Linked DNA regions of Mus musculus: region 2 is linked to region 1. Evidence: chromatin loops called from intact Hi-C (ENCODE). Cell type or tissue: gastrocnemius. All regions are shown on one strand.

Region 1 (8,000 bases):
AGTTAAGAGCACTGGCTGCTCTTGAAGAGGACCAGAGTTTGGTTCCCAGCTCTGAGGGATCCAACACCCTTGACTGACCTCCACGGGCATTCACACAGAGACATACAAGCGTACACAAATAAAAGTGAAATCCTCTTCATGAACACACGTGTGGTTTTAGGCCCAATGGGGACACACATAGGTTGACATTGCTAGGTCACAGCCAGCTTAGTGTGTGTTAAGTACACCTGATAAAGACTGCCAAATGGCTCAGAAAGTAAAGGCACTTACTGCCAAGATGACTGAGTTCAAACTCTGAGACCTACATGGTAGAAGGAGAGACTACTGCAAATTATCCTTTGACCTCCACATTCATACCGTGACATGAATGTAACACACATGACCCCTCCAAAAAGAAAAAAAACAACACACATAAACAAATAAATAGTTCTTAGGTCACCTGACACACATTTTTTAAAATGTCCCCATTGTTAGGCTACACACCAGTCTGTTCACTTGTAAATTAGCTTGTGTTTGTATTGCCATGCAAACAGCACCTGCAGAATCTGCAGGAAACCTGTGGGTGAACAATTACAGAGCCTGCGACAACACAAGGGGACAGAGGGATATCAGCACAGGACAGCTCTCAAGTTCACACTTCCCCCACCATCCCACCATTGCAAAGACTAGCTGCACAGAGACCCAGCTCCCGGAACAGTGTCTCTGTGCAGCCCCTGTGCCATGTGGCAATATCTATCTATGCAGTGTTTCTGTATGCAGTGTTCTGTGCGGCCTCTGGGCCAGGTGGTAATATCTATGTAGTGTTTTGTGCGGTCCCTGGGCCATGCAGCAATATCTATGCAGTGTTTTGTGCGGTCCCTGGGCCATGCAGCAATATCTACTGCCACCATTGATTCTCTCCCCTTTCCTGGTCTCTGGGGGAAAGAACAGATCTAAAGATGACAGGATTCAAGAGAGATTCATTTGTTATTTTAGACCCTTAGAAAGTGCATTTGCACAGGAGCGGAGTCCCTGGGTCGTAACGAAGTTCAGATCAATTAAAACAATTTACTTTGCTGCTAATGATCCCAGAGCATTGTAATTTATTGGTAAGTAAACGACTTCAAAATCACATTCCTTTGCTGGCTGCACAGAGGGAATTTTAACAAGTTCTTGGATAAATTGGGTCTGGAATGTGTTAACAGACCGTTATTGTGAACCATGTAAGGAGTCTTTTCACTCGGCTCCAAGGCCTCAAAGTTTCCAGAGACAATTAAAACTTATAATCAGCTCTTCATGGTTTGAACAAATCAGATCTCAAGCCAAGGTTCTGCTGATGGGTGGAAGACCTGCATGTCCACCCATGTCTCAGGGCTCAATGGGTCCGGCCTCCTCTGGCTTCCCGCTACCGCAGGTCATTCTATAGCCACAGGAAGACCCCACTCTCTCTACTCTCTTCTGAAGAACAAGTAGAGCCCACACTTCTCGCCCTGACCGCTCCTCTGCCTACGAAGTCCTCCTGATCTACCACAGCTGTGTCTACCGCAGGATTTAGGTCTCAGCTCAGCAGCCCTGCCTTGGAATCCACTCCTTAAGTTTGTTCCTGGATTCCTCTTTATCCTGGCTCACAGGATGGCCACTGGTACTTGTTTTTAATCTTATCATATCTCTATAGCCGTGTGCCACCCTTGTGTCAGGTCCCTGGGCTGGGGACATCACTGCATCATAACCAAAATGTGGCATAGAGCCACTAAGGGAAAGAATAGATGCCACTCCAGGCACAAGGCATGGCCAGCATCCTGTGGGATGGGCCAGGCCTCATTTGTGTATCTTTCTTGTATAGGATTAGATGTTCTGTGTCTAGGTAGTTTTTTTTTATTTTATTTTATTTTATTTTATTTTATTTTATTTTATTTTATCAAACTGGATGCTGACTTCTCTGTGTTGTTAATGTAGGGTCCATGGTGTACTCCTGAGGACCACTAGGATCTCTTAGGCCCTTTTCATTGGAATTGAAGACTTGCTATAATTCTTCCCCCAAAAGCTTGTCTCTTTCATCCATGGCAGTGTAAGAACCTCAGAACCTGAACAAGATCAGGTGCTGTAACCCAGGAAACCTAGAATTCATTAGCTCTTGACAAGGGTGTGGTCTGTGTGGAAGGACAATGGACACCTGGAATATAAATGGTGTGTCTAAGCCACGCAGAGTATAAGTAGCAGAGTCGGAATTGCTCTGCCTTTCATCTGAAACCCTTTACGCCCGTACCACCCAGCAGGCCTTCGGAGGTACCTTCCTGCTACCCCACACTGGGCTGGTGACTTCTAACCAGGGTCTGAGTACAATGAGAGGTGGCTCAGCAAGAGCCCTAGCCACTGTCAGAATGAAACAAGCGAGGGGTCACGAGCTCCTGGTGCACACGTGCGTGGAGGTGGGTGATGTGGGACAGGTCCTCGCTCATTCAATCACAGAGGCCTACATACCAGAGCGTACACAGGACGCAGCTCCAGACCGCTGAAATCCTGTCCTGAGATCCCAGCCCTCAGGGCAGGCCATCTAGTGGGAAGGATGCTGGTGTACACATAGACAAGAAAGGCCACCAGCTTTGAGGTCTGTGCTCTCCAAAGGGGTGTCATCTGGACTGTGACCGAGTCACATGGAAACCACCGGTATGAACCTTGGGAAGAATGTTCCAGAGGGAGCAGCCAGTTCCAAGCTCCTGAGGCTGTAAAGCAGGAGAAAGCAAGCAAACAGGGGACTGGAGCCGATGAGCCAGGCAAGCACAGGAAAGCACTCGAAGGGAAGCCTGAGGGAGCTCCCACCCCAAGGAAGGGCAGAATGCCTCAGTCTTATTTGGATACTCTAAGCACAGCAGTGATGTGATCTGATAAATGTGCTTTTAAAGTTCTCTCTTGCTGTAAGGGACAAGGTGGCAGCTAGTAGGTCCTACAGCGACTCAGCAGGAGGACATAGCAGGAGCAGAGGAAAAGGGGGCTGAGGGCTAAGTGGTAAGGTTTACCAGACTTGCTTAGGGGCAGGCAGGCTCGTTTTAGAAAGAGAGGGATCCAGCCTGACCAGTGGTGGCCTTGGACTTGGATAACTAGGGGCTGGCAAGGCTGTGTACACCGGAGAGATGTAAGCAGGGCGTGGACTAGAGAAATCATGGGTCCTCTGAGCCGTGTTGGGAGCAAGACACATGTTGGTCATCTGGGTAGACACTGCAAGTGGATGGTGTGGACTTGGAGTTGGCTGGACAAATCAGGACCTGGGAAGGGAAGTAGGAAGATACAGGCAAAGCCATTGTGGCCACCACCCAGGAGATAAGGACACCTCTCAACCCCAGAGAGGCCTTTCTCCCAGGCTTTTGGATCACCGTTAGAGTGAGCTGTGTGCCTTCCATCTCGGATCGAATGTGAGATCAGGTTTTAGATTATTTGGAGCTGGCTGGCAAACCTGCTAGAGCCAACAGACACTGTGTTTTAGCAATTTTCATAGTATTTTTGGCAGATGCAGAGACTCCAAGGCAAGGCGGAAGAGCCTTTTAATGGAGCACCAAAAAGCAGTTTTTAAAAATACCTTTTAGAAAGCTATTTCCATTCCTGTCTGCGGCAAAAAAAAAAAAAAAAAATTAATGTATAAACTTAGCACCTTAATTTGGTTCTTCTTGGATCCAAGGAGGTGGGAAGCTGTTTCCTCTCGTGGCTCCGCCGACTGCGGAGGCACGTTGTCAGCTGGTGCTTAGAAGTCTGGATGTTTCTAGGGATGCTCTGTGCGGGCTGGCGCCAGTCCAGACATTTGGCATGAAGCTAGTAAGTGCTGGACTCCTCACACTTAGCACATGGAGACACTGAGGTCTCGAGTGAGCAGTAAGATGCTAAGAAGAGAGATCAGGCATGGTGGTTCATTCTTGTAGTCCTGCTACTGAGGAAGCTGAAGCAGGAGGATCACCATGAGTTTGAGGCTAGCCTGGGGCTGCATAGGGAAACCCAGAGTTGTAAAAGAAAGAAGCTAAGAAGGGCTAGCCTCATCTCAGAGACAGAGAGCCAAAAGAAAGCATGCCCAATGGCAGTGCCAGATGGATCTGAGTCACTCTCTTGCAAGCTTTCAGCATCTCCTGCAGGGTGTCTTGCCCCCCATACCCCCATATTGAGATGTCCTGGTGGCTTGTCACAACCTCACCTCTCAGCCTGGAAGACATCTCAGTGTCTCTGGGAGCACATAGCCTCCCAGGATCCTAAGTAAGTCTGGGGCTTTGACCCAGTGTAGAGACCTAGACACAGATTCTCCGTAGGGGCCATGAACTCTAGCCTACCTCAGCCCCTGAGAGCGCCTGTTCTGTGGGAAGTTCCCAGGCAACTGGAGCTCAGAAGGGTGTCAGTGCTCCCATGGTGCAAATCTGAGGCTCCCTACCACCCTGGCTCGCCCATGGTTTTCTGTGTGTGTGCACATGTGCACATGTGTATGGAGGTCAGAGGTCAACTCGGGTGTCATTCCTAACGAAGCATCCCCTTGACTCTTTGAAACAGAGTCTCATGCTGGGACCTGGGGCTCACTTGTTGGGTTGGGCTGTCTGGTCAGAGATCTCCCAGGGCTGGGATCACAAGAGCACACATTTGGCTTAGTAGATGGTGGCTGGGGATTTCATGGCAAGCACTTTACCAACCAAGCCATCTCCCCTGACTCTTGTTATGGTTGTTGATTCAGAGTCAAAAGATGTCAATGTCAGGCAGACCTGAGCAGCTGCCCTACACAGACACAGAGAGAACATGCTCTCTGAAGACTGACCTCAGCCGGGGTCTTCTCCGTACAGACAATCCTTCCCTGCCTCCCTTCTCCCCAAGGAGACGAGGATTAGAGACAAGGCCAAAGTCACATCCCCAGAAACCTGGCCAACTGTCTTGATATGCACTAGGGAACCGGCATCAGGTGCCTGCCCCATCTTAGGCACCAAGCCCCAGCAACAAGCATTGAGCTGAGCTCAGCCTGTGCTGCTACCATGTCATCAGGAAGTTGGTAAGAACCAGATACCTGCCTTGAGAGTGGGCAGGCAGGGCAGAGCATAGGGTCAGGTGAGCCAGCTTGCAGAGAAACTGAGGGGCTCGCACAACCCATGCCTGTCCAATCACAGCAATGTGAGTGCCTTGCCCTCAGCCCAAGTATGGAAAGCCCAGCTTAGCTCCAGCCAAGCGTGTAACCAGGCCCTGAGTTTACACGAAAACTAATACGAAGAGCCCCTCACACTCATTGGCCCCTCACCCCTGTGCTTGATATCCACCCAAACATCAGATACTAATAGCACATGCCCACCTCCCCACCCATGGGGGCCCTACAACACCTCCCACAGCTACTCTGCGATCTGTGCCATGGGCCCCCTCCACTTGAGCAACCCAGCCTGCTCCCATGGGGCGGACTGGTACTCACTGCTCAGATGGACTAGTCAGGGGGAGAGGTTTCACAGGGTCACTCATTTCATGGACCAGTTTGCCCCAACTTCCATTTCTCGCCCTGGTTGAATTGGCCATCACCTGCTGGGGACAGCCATATCTGTCAAGCCTCATGCCGTTTGCTGTTATTGGCTCCCTGGCTTTATTGCCTTCCTTGGAGCAATGAGGGGCAGCCAGCTGCTGGAGAATCACTCAAACTGACATGGCTTTTTAGATTTCATTTCCTCCCCGCTCTCCTCCATGCTTCTGTCTATGGGAGGGGACTGACAAGGTGACAAGCTTAGGACACAAAAGCTCCCAACAGAGGCAGAGCCGGTGTCTCCAGAGCAGGCTGTGGTACCCCAGGAACCTGGTGAACCTGAGGACGTAGAAGGCCTGGCCTGGTCTCAGGTATCAGCATTTGGCCTTGGCTGGCAACTGTGCTGACTAAGTTGTTTTGTTTGGTTAACTTTGTATACAAACTTAATACAAAGTAGAGTCATGTGGGAAAAGAGATTCTCATCTGAGATGGGCCGCCATCAGATTTGCCTGTGGTGCACTTTCTTGAGTAATATGGGAGGACCCAGCCCACTGTGGGCAGTACCATCCCTTAGGCTGGTCTTACCGGGTGCTATAAGAAGACAGGCTAAGCAAACCAGGAGGAACAAACTGATAAGGAGCATTCTTCCCCCGCCTCTGCCTCAGTTCCTGCCTCTGGGGTCCTGCCTTACGTGAGGAACTGTTTCTTGGAAGTATGAGATAAAGTAAGCCCTCCCTCTCCCCCCCCCCCCAGATTGCTTTTGGTCATGGTGTTCTATAACAGTAATTGTTCCCTCTTTGTTGCCCCAACATCTCCTTCCTGGCGCCACTGGCCTTCTCATCCTTGGCCTCCCAATAAATACCAGGACAAGAGCCCAGCTCCAGGAGGGGACCTCAGTTAGACCTAGAGTCTAGTCTTCTTACACTTGACCTTGAGCAGGCTGCTTGACATCGAGAGCTTCCATTCACTTCCCTGAGGACTTGTGAGAGGAGGCATGTGCCGTTAGCTCCGTGATCTGCACAAGACAGGCACTCAACAATTAGCAGTGGCTGCTTGGTTGGTTGTTGACTGGCTCGGAGATCTTCAGAGATAGGGAGCTTGACTCTGGGCTGGCCAGGGAAGAGTCGGTGGGAGGGAGACTGAGATGGAGATAGGAGGACAGAGACAGGAAGTGTATAAGGAATTGGCTCCTTTGACTGTGGAGCCTAAAACCCTGCATTCTCCAGGCCAGGCCAACCTTTGGGGACCTAGGACAGAGCTGGTGTTCCAGGGAGGGCTGGAAGGCTGCCTGCAGCTGGGATTCCTGTTTCCTTCGAGACCTTGGCATTTGTGTCTTAAGACCTTCTGTTGATGGTTGGAGGCCTGTTCACAAGGAGGAGGTCCACCTGCTTACCCACAATCCACTGGTCTAAATGCTACTCTCCTCAAAGAATTCCTTCCAAGGATGAATTCTGTCAATTGACTTGTAAGATCAGCAACAGGTGTCCTCTGCCCTCCGAAGACACTGTGGGCTCTAGGGCCTGCCCTGCCTGGTTTGTCATCTCCCACCCCTCATTTCCTATCTCTAGGGAAAGCCTTCACCAAAGGGCAGCTCTCCCACACAAGCCTGGTTACCACCATACAAAGTAACTTAAGCAAGGGCCTTGGTCCCTGCCTTGGGAATGGGATGCATCGGTTGCCATAGACACGGGAGGTCCTGGACAGACCTCCCAGCCCTGGCAGGCTGGGCACCCGCAGGGAGTAACAGAAGAGGTTTCAGGTGTTCTTGACCACCACAGCCTCTCTAGAGGAGTGTTTGAGGCCAGCAGCTGCCACCCCACACGTGGCTGTTTCAAGCCAGGGAACGTCTGCTCTGAGATGGTACTGGTTTGCCAGCACGGGACCCTCATGGGAGAGGCTCAGATCAATGCTCCAGTTTTATCTTTCTTGAGGCTCAGGGTGATGAGAACTAACCTGTGTCTGTGGCTGATAAAATACCAGAAACCTGCTGTATTGGCTTCCCTTTGATTTTCATGAACAATTACCTCCAGCATGCCTGGCGTTTGCAGGCTGAGATTTTAAGTGTCCAAAAAAACTTCCCAACTGAGCCCACCAGGGACTTGTCTGAGCTGCTTTTTCATATACTGGAAAAAAAAAACAGTAATCTGCAAAAGAGCTTGGGAGTACATTTTGAATTTCAGGCATAGACATTCCCTGTTCCCTGGAGATGTAGGGGAAAAGCTCTTCAGACCCTAAGACACAGGGTCCCACCAGCTTCCTCGGGGCTGAAGAACACCCTGGCTACATAGTATGGCCAGGGCCAACTCTCGGGGATTGTGGTTTGGGGAATGACTGGGGAGGAGATTGCATTTTCCCTGGATACACTGTGTTCTTCTCTGGGAGCATTAGCAGGCCGTGGGATTGGGACGTCCCGCCATCTTTTATAACCAGAGCAGACTCAACAGTTTTCACGGCTGTCTACACATAGGATGGGTGTGTGGGTAACTGGAAGGCTAGGTGAGTGGACCCGTGAATGAACGGGCAGAGGACAGCCAGAAGAAAGGGAGGACTAGTGGGCAAG
Region 2 (8,000 bases), 390 kb before region 1:
TCTATGACAACTCCTGCTTGTGTCAAGTTGACACACAAAACCAGCCAGTACACATAGATAGATAGATAGATAGATAGATAGATAGATAGATAGATAGATAGATAGATAGAGTGTAGGTGTGTGTGAATGCCTAAGATACTATAGTCAATAGAATCCTCATTTCATGGTGCTGTAAAGGTTTTATATTTTGAATGTGCTGATAGAGATGAATGCTCATGTTTGCATATCACGTATTTGCTGACATTCACTGAATGTACATATAAAGCAAGGCACATCTCACTGTATGCAGATTATACCTCAAAGAAGCTGATTAAATAGAGTTAACTTTTATGGCTAGAGAAATGGCCCAGTAGATAAGAGCACTTTCTGCGTCAGTCCTGTCCGAGCATAAGGACCTGCTGCACTCAAATCCCTGGCACCCACGTAAGAAGCATGCACAGTTATATGTGTCTGCTCAAGGCAGTGGGGAGAGGCAGAGCTCAGAAGCAGGCTGACTGGCCAAGCTACCCAAAGCAGTGAGCCTCTGAGAGGCCTGGCCTTAAGGAATGGGGTAGAGAGCAGCAGAGGCAGACAAGGTCATCCTCTTACCATGTGAATATACATGGTCATGTATAGCCATATACACACCATATATGTGTGTTTAACGAGCTAATGTACATATATTATCTGACATCATTATAATTGTGCTATCCCATCTGAAAACAGAGCAATGTCTGGAGACTAAAACAGTAACTTTATATTCTAGAAGAAATGCCCTTTATCCACATATATAGGAGGACTCAGGTGTCAAAAGCCCCAGAACAGGATATGTGCCCTTCAGCGGTCTCCAACTACCATCTGGTGGACTTTTTTGGAGCTTGTTGTAGAGGCCTCACTGGGATACACTGGGTATTTTCCCAAAGACATGATTCCTCTCCTTCTCATCCCCGCTGTATGCCTCAGCCTCTCTTCCAGCTTCCAGTTCAGTGAGAGGCCTTGTCTTAAGAGAATAGGACAGGGCAATGGAGGACATGGATGGTATGATTGACTGAGGGCAGTTTTTGTGTTGGCCAGGATCCACCTAGACCCACATTTTTATTTGAGCATGGATGCTACCCAGAGCTAGAGAGATGGCCCAGTGGCTAAAAGTGCATGCTATTTTTGCAGAGGACCAGAGTTTAGTTCCCAGCTTCCATGTTGGAAAGTTTATAGCAAACTCCAGCTACAGAGGATTCAACATCCTCTTTTGACTTCCACAAGTACCTTCTCTCTCTCTCTTTCTCTCTCTCTCTCTCTCTCTCTCTGGATGGAAAAATGATAGATGATAGGTAATTAATAGATAGACACATATATAGAGATAGATATATAGGTAAATAGATAGATAGATAGATAGATAGATAGATAGATAGATAGATAGATAGAAGATAGGTAGATAGATAGATCTTCTACCCAGTAGATGATGACTGACTCCTTATAGGGATACAAGATGGACCTAAGGTACCATGGTCAGGAGAATAGCTATGACCTCTAGGCAGAGGGAGAGACACTCCAGAGACTGAGAATATCTTCCTGCACCCCACTGGCTGTCATCCAGACCTTTAGAAAAAAGCGCATGACCTCCAAATGACCATGCTGCTGCCAAGAGGATGAGCTGAGGTTTGCAAGAGTGGCCACTGACAAATGAGGAATCAATGGAGGAAGAGCTGGATGAAGTAGCGTGTGGATGGTGGATGGTGGATGGTGGATGGTGGATGGTGGATGGATTTGGTCTGGTGGGCAAAGCCACCTGCATGCCACTGGCCTCCATGTCTAGGTAACAGTGCTAAAGTAATTACATCACCTTAGACTCACAGGAACCAGAAGAGCTGTGCCTCTTGACTCTATCATTGCGTGGGTCTACTGGTGTGTGTGTGTGTGTGTGTGTGTGTGTGCATGCTCGTGTGCGCATGTGCACATGTGCACACACACACGAATGTGGAGGCCAGAGGACAGCCTTGGGTATTGCTCCTCAGGTACCATCCGGTGAACTTTTCTTTGAGGCAGGGTCTCTCATTGGCTTGGGACTCACCAAGTAGGCTAGACTGGCTGGCCCATGAGCCCAGGGATCTGCCTGTCTCCACTTCTGTACAGAGATTTCGAGTGTGCAGCACCATGCCCAACATTTTGATTTTTCTTTTAAGCATGGGTTCTGGGGACCAAACTGAGGTCCCCATGCTGATGTGGCAAGTCCTTTACTGATTGACCCATCTTCCTGGATCCTCGAGGCTCCCTCTTTATAAATCTTAACATTCTTCTAAGTTGGCAGGAGGAGAAATGTTTCAGGGCTCAGTTTCAGCATCATGAGCAGGACAGGGAGAGCTGAGTACTAACAAGGCAGCTGGCACAGCTGGGGCCATCTTAATCTCTGGACCACTTCAACCAACAGATGACCACCGTAAGGAACAGCGAGTGTTCTGGTAGGTACGGCTCTAAGCTGTCTTCCCGGATAGCCTCTATCAGCCCACAGTCTTCCAGTCCACTCAGTATCCAACGTCATAACGGTCACAGCAGGAGCCTTAATGTCAAATGCTTGTAGGTAGCTAGTGAGGAAAGCCAGCTGGATGGAGATGCAGTGGCTGTAGAACTCAGGCTCACCCACAGGAGCATGGGCTCCCCCTGCACCAGCCAGTAGGTGTTCCATATCAACACCCATAGGTGTCTAGCTTTGTTTTCCTAGAGCAGCTGGGAAGCCCCTCTCCAGTCTTCAACCAGCACAAAGGACAAACAAAAGGGAGAAAGGAACCACTGTGGAAAGTCAGCCAGCCTGACTCCGTGGATCCAGCCACGAGGCTGACTGTGGGTGCCCTCGCTGTCCTGGGTGTCCTCACTACCTGTGGCGCCCCTGGATTCCAGCCTGTCTCCTCTGATTTTGGCACTTGCCCATCGACTGAGTTCCGCATTTCGCTGGCTCCTCTTTGACCGCCATCCACTTTGTGTGCATCCCCATCTCAGCCTGCCGCGGTTCACGAGCTCCCTACTCTTTCCTGGATTGCCATCACAGTCTTCCAGCCGTCACCCCCCTCTGCTCCACCACCATCAAAGCGACATTTCCAAAGCATGGATCCTTCTATGTCTCCCCTCTGCTTAAAAGCCTTCCCTGACCCTCTCTATCTTTCTTCTGCTTAAAAGCCTTCTCCGTCCCCCGCCTATCATGGTGGGAACTCCACTTGCCTGGCATTTTAATTGCTCCCCAGTCTGGGGCCTCCGCACCCTCCTGCTTAGGTTCGGCTCATCTTCCCCAGACCCTGTCGACTCTGGCTGCTGCATTTGCCGAGGTTTCCCTGAATGCACTTACTCTTCTCGTTTCCTGTCTTTGCACATGCTGTTTCCTGCCCCTGAGTCTCCATCACCAGCCTGCCTGGCAGCCCCCTGCACAGTCTGGTGCTGTCCAAGTGCTAGCTCTTTGGCTCAACCTTGCCTTTTTTTTCTCCTCGGCATGAGTTCATCGTTCACACTGCTAAGGGAACATCCTCGTGGACCTTGCACTTGGCAAGACAGCCCTGGATCGCACAGCCCTGTCTGTCTTCCCAGCTGTCTTTGCAAGGACCATCAGTCACTTCTCTTTGTACTGTTAGGACTCTGAGTCTGGTACACAGTAGGCCCTCAATAATTCACCAAATAATCACCGTGACGTACGGATATATAACTGTGGCGGTGTGAAGGACTGTCTCCGAGTGTCTTTGTTCATTCATTGCTTCTTCACTGACTGGCACTGGGAAGGACACATGAGCGCCTCCCCAGGACTGTACAGTAGGCAGGCAGCCATGCTAGGCTTCCTTTTTTAAGAAGTCCAGGCTGTTAGACAGGGACCCTGAGCCCATCGCTACTCTGGAAGTCTTCCAGACACCCGTCTCCCGGACACCTTCACTATCAGCGTCGTACAGTCTGAGTGGAGCGGTGGCTCACTCCATGTGGAAACAGAGAATGAAAAGCCTCCAGACTGTGGGCTCATTGCTTCTGATGGGTGCTAACCATTTCAAGTTGGGTGTGTTGGTTTGACTTATGGGTGGGGACCCAGAGTATCTCATGCAGGTATGGGCCTGATCACCTGGATGGCCCAGCTGTTGATAAAAGGGATGGGAGCTTACCCCTTAGACCGGAGGACCCTACACCACTGGACCTCGGTGGAATCTGTCACAGAAATGGACCCGGCAGCTTTATTCAGGGTGACCTGTCACTGGGAAGGGGCTATAGAATGGTTATTTATTTAAATCAGGGCCAATTATTTTTGGTGAAGTGCAGTGAGTGGCAGATTCTGGGAAAGTTTTTTCGCACTGTAAACACATTGGCTAGAAGTCATTAATATGACAATCACACATCCCTAATAAAGTACATCGCACGGAGAGCTGGCACCACCGAAATGCCCAGAGGACGCTCAGTATGAGCCTTAAAACCAAGAGTATTGGAAACAAGATATTTTTACTTCACATTTGGGAGTAATATAATTGCATTTTGTGGCTCCAGCAGATGCTGGGGCCAGCTGCTAGGAGAGCAGTGCCTTCTCCCCTCAGCGTCCGTCCTCACAGATAAAACCCTTGTACAGCGCTCTCATAAAAAACAAACTTCTAAAATTACCCCTTGGTTGAAAACCCATTTTTCTATGCAAAAGGTAGCTGAGACTATATAGACCACAGAGATATTTTTATTACTGAAGCTCAGGAGAATATAGTACAAGCATATACCAACATATATGCATATACATGTATACACACAGAGACAATTATGAACACAAGACCAAACACATCCACAAATACACATACCCAACACACACATGAACATATATGCCACCCAACATACATAATATGTATGTGCCAAAACACATATAAACACACACACACCTTAAACAGTCACATTCACATGCATACCCAGGTATACACATACCCCAGAGCATGCATGCACATGCGCGTGTACACACACACACACACACACACAAATGAGCATACATATACATATTCAAATATACACACATTATACTCAAACATATTATGTACTGAAACATATATACACATGCATACTTAAACACATGTTTATATATACAAATATGCACATTTACAAACATGTTTATGTGTATAGTGGCACTTGTTTAATTTATTACAGAAAGCACCATGGCCTCTCCACAGACCTTTTCTTTCCCTGATATTGAGCATGTGTCTGGAAGATGGGACTAAAAGGATTGTCCGGTGCCAGGGCAGTAGTTGTCTTTTTTCTGAGAACTGTCTTTGAGAGGGTGCCCCCTGGAGAGAGATCCAGCACCAATAAGCCCAGTGTATTCAGCTTCTCTGGGATACCTAGAGTCCACTCGAGGTAGGCCTCTCACATCCCACACGGGGGACACGGCTCCTTCACCCTGAGGGAAACTGAGGTGACAGTGGCTGCAGGGAAGTGTCTGTTGGTGGTGGCCCCTCTCCCCCACCCAGACTCCACCTGACTGCCAGAAGGTTCAGTCTGTCACAGGCTCCCACGGTGTCTATTTAGGGCCACCATCCCACATACCAGCCTTGTTTGGCCCCCGAGCCTGGCTGAGGTGGGCTGGGAATGGAAACACACGCCAGTTTTAGAAAACAGTATAGAGAACAGGAGACAGCTCTACTGCTCTCTAAAATTAGGGAAATGCTATTTTGAATACACTCGGCTTAAAATATAAAACCTATTATTAAAGTCCTCAAATATTTTTTTAACCTTAAAAAATGTAGCTCCTTGAAATTTCAAGATGACACATGGTAGCACACAGTGCTGTTACTCACTGTTGGAGAAAGGAGCTCGCGTCCTGAGGGCGGGGCTCCCGTCCTGAGGGCGGGGCTCCCGTCCTGAGGGCAAAGCTGGGAGCTGTTTGGGAGCTGTTCAGGTGGTCATTTCTATAGAGTACCCTGCATGGGCATAGTGTCCCATAGCAACAGCCCACACAGCCCATCCTTGCCCCTTCCCCCTGCACCAAGGGAGGTTCCAGCATGTTTTTATTGTGTGTAAAAAGAGTTCTGCATAACCCCCATGCAGTGTTCTACCTACTCAGCAGTCACCTTTGCATCCAAGAACTACAGGACTCTATGGCTGTGTAGGGACCCAGACTCTCCACACAGAGCTGTACAACAGAAAGTGCTATGTGCCAGGAGTCCTAGAGTACCACAGTCATTGCAGAGCAGGTCCCAGCAGCTGCAGTTCACTGTGGGATGGAGGACAGACAGCCTGACGATTCCCCAGGGAGACTAGGCCATCATCATCATCATCATCATCATCATCATCACCACCACCATCATCATGATGACCTAAGGGCAATGTGAGCAAAGATGGTGAGTTGGATGCAAGGTAGGACAAAACTGTAGGTGCCAAGCTAGGCAGCAGTACCCCTTACCCACAGGCTCTAGTCCCCTCGCCCCCAGTGGCTCACTGCCACCATGAAGTCCTTTCAATGCCTGGGGGCATCACTGACCTCCAATGATGGGTAGTAGGGGACTCACTAGACTGCCCCATTCTGGACCCTCACCCTTCACAACAGTGACTCTGGGGCAATCCCTCTGCCTTTCTGTTGGCAGGGACCCTTGCTGGTGTAAAGCAGAGTCCACAAAACTGAATTCTATCTCCCATGGGCTGCTGTCCCTGCCCTGGCCACACACACGCTGTATTTTGGCAGTAGTTTTTCTATTTGAACATCCAAAGGACAAACTGAACATTTAAAATCTGCAAGCTGGACAGTCTTTGCTTTGGAGCCTGCCGTGAATCCCTTTACCCTGACAGTGGGCCATCCTTCCTACTGTCGACGCAGAATCTGGGATGACTGAGGTTGTGAGAGTAACAGGAAGCCAGCCGGTGGATGTGCCAAGATGGCCCTTTCAGTCTGGGTCTGCTGTATAGGCAGGGCAGGCTAGCATCTCCATCACCTGGTCACATCCAACTGGATGCATTTGCTCTCCTCTTACTCTTTAAAAAAATAATTAGGATACAATGTATTTAAATACACTCTAGGGCAGTGGTTCTCAACCTTCCTAATACTGTAACCCTTTATTTAATACAGTTCCCCACGGTATGGTGACCCCCAGCCATAAAAGTATTTGCATTGCTACTTCATAACTGTAATTTTATAACTGTTATAAATCATAATGTAAGTATCTATGTTTTCTGATGGTCTTAGGTGACCCATCTGAGAACCACTGCTCTGTAGCATTAGTGACACTTAGTGTCTTCCCAGCAGTGTGTAGCCAGCACTCCTGCTAGTTCCTAACATCTATACCACCCCCAAAAGGAGACGCCACCTCTTCTCACCAGTCACCCCTCACCCTCTCATCCTTCATCACAAATTTAGGTTCTCTGCCAGTTAGTTGGGATGTTCTGTGTATGTCACTAGTGGCATTCTTAACACATGACCTGTTGTAAGCTTCATTCAGGTAGCATCGTGCCTTCATTATCCGTGTTGTAGCCTCTGGAATGGGACTTTGCCACCCCTCTCCGCACCCCGCCCCCCGTTCATGTTTCCTCTGTAAACTGTCCATCCATCTACAGACCGGGTGGCCTCTGCTTCTTTCTAAGCTCTTGCCAATAATGCTGCAGTGAACGTTTATATCTGTATTTTATACTTTAAAAAAGAGTTTAGAGATGTGTCTTTCTGTGTGTTTGTGCCGGTATGTACACATGAGTGCAGGTGTCTATGGAGGCCTGAAGAGGGCTTCAGAGTCCCTGTAGCTGGAGTTAGAGGCAGTCCTGAGCTCTCTGACATGGGTGCTGGGAACCAGACTCAGTTTCTCTGCCAGAGCAGCTCCCAGTCATTGAGTATCCCTTCATTCCCATGAGAGTGTTTGGTTCCATGGCATGTGTGTCTCAGTCTACCCAGCAAGTTCCTAAGGTTTGAAAGGGCAATGTCCACCCACTGTCTGCCCATCTGGTGAAGAGGGGACAAACTCTGGTAAGGGCAGGGGGCTAGTAAGACTGTACATCATGAAGATGGTATTAGACAGGCGACCCAGACACCTCCAGCACATCTAGAGACTAGC

The links. A loop is a pair of places that touch in the nucleus more often than their neighbours do. Peaks named below come from ENCODE experiments on the same cell type or tissue, not always from the same donor. Only the 100,000 strongest peaks of a DNase experiment are listed, where the experiment ranks them.
Region 2: it touches region 1 in a loop (2.7-fold over the local background); 2 of 42 quality-filtered maps call a loop at or near these places.

Annotation. Positions count from the first base shown.
Region 1 is chr4:151,196,254-151,204,253 of GRCm38, reverse strand. All of the region lies in intron 6 of Camta1 (calmodulin binding transcription activator 1), which reads left to right. Among named protein-coding and RNA genes, the nearest start is that of Gm30422, 16 kb to the left of the region's middle. In gastrocnemius, no CTCF peak of the experiment used is centred here; a DNase peak (open chromatin) is centred at 3,757.
Region 2 is chr4:151,590,750-151,598,749 of GRCm38, reverse strand. All of the region lies in intron 3 of Camta1 (calmodulin binding transcription activator 1), which reads left to right. Among named protein-coding and RNA genes, the nearest start is that of Gm52712, 47 kb to the left of the region's middle. In gastrocnemius, no CTCF peak of the experiment used is centred here; DNase peaks (open chromatin) are centred at 2,896, 3,428 and 3,820.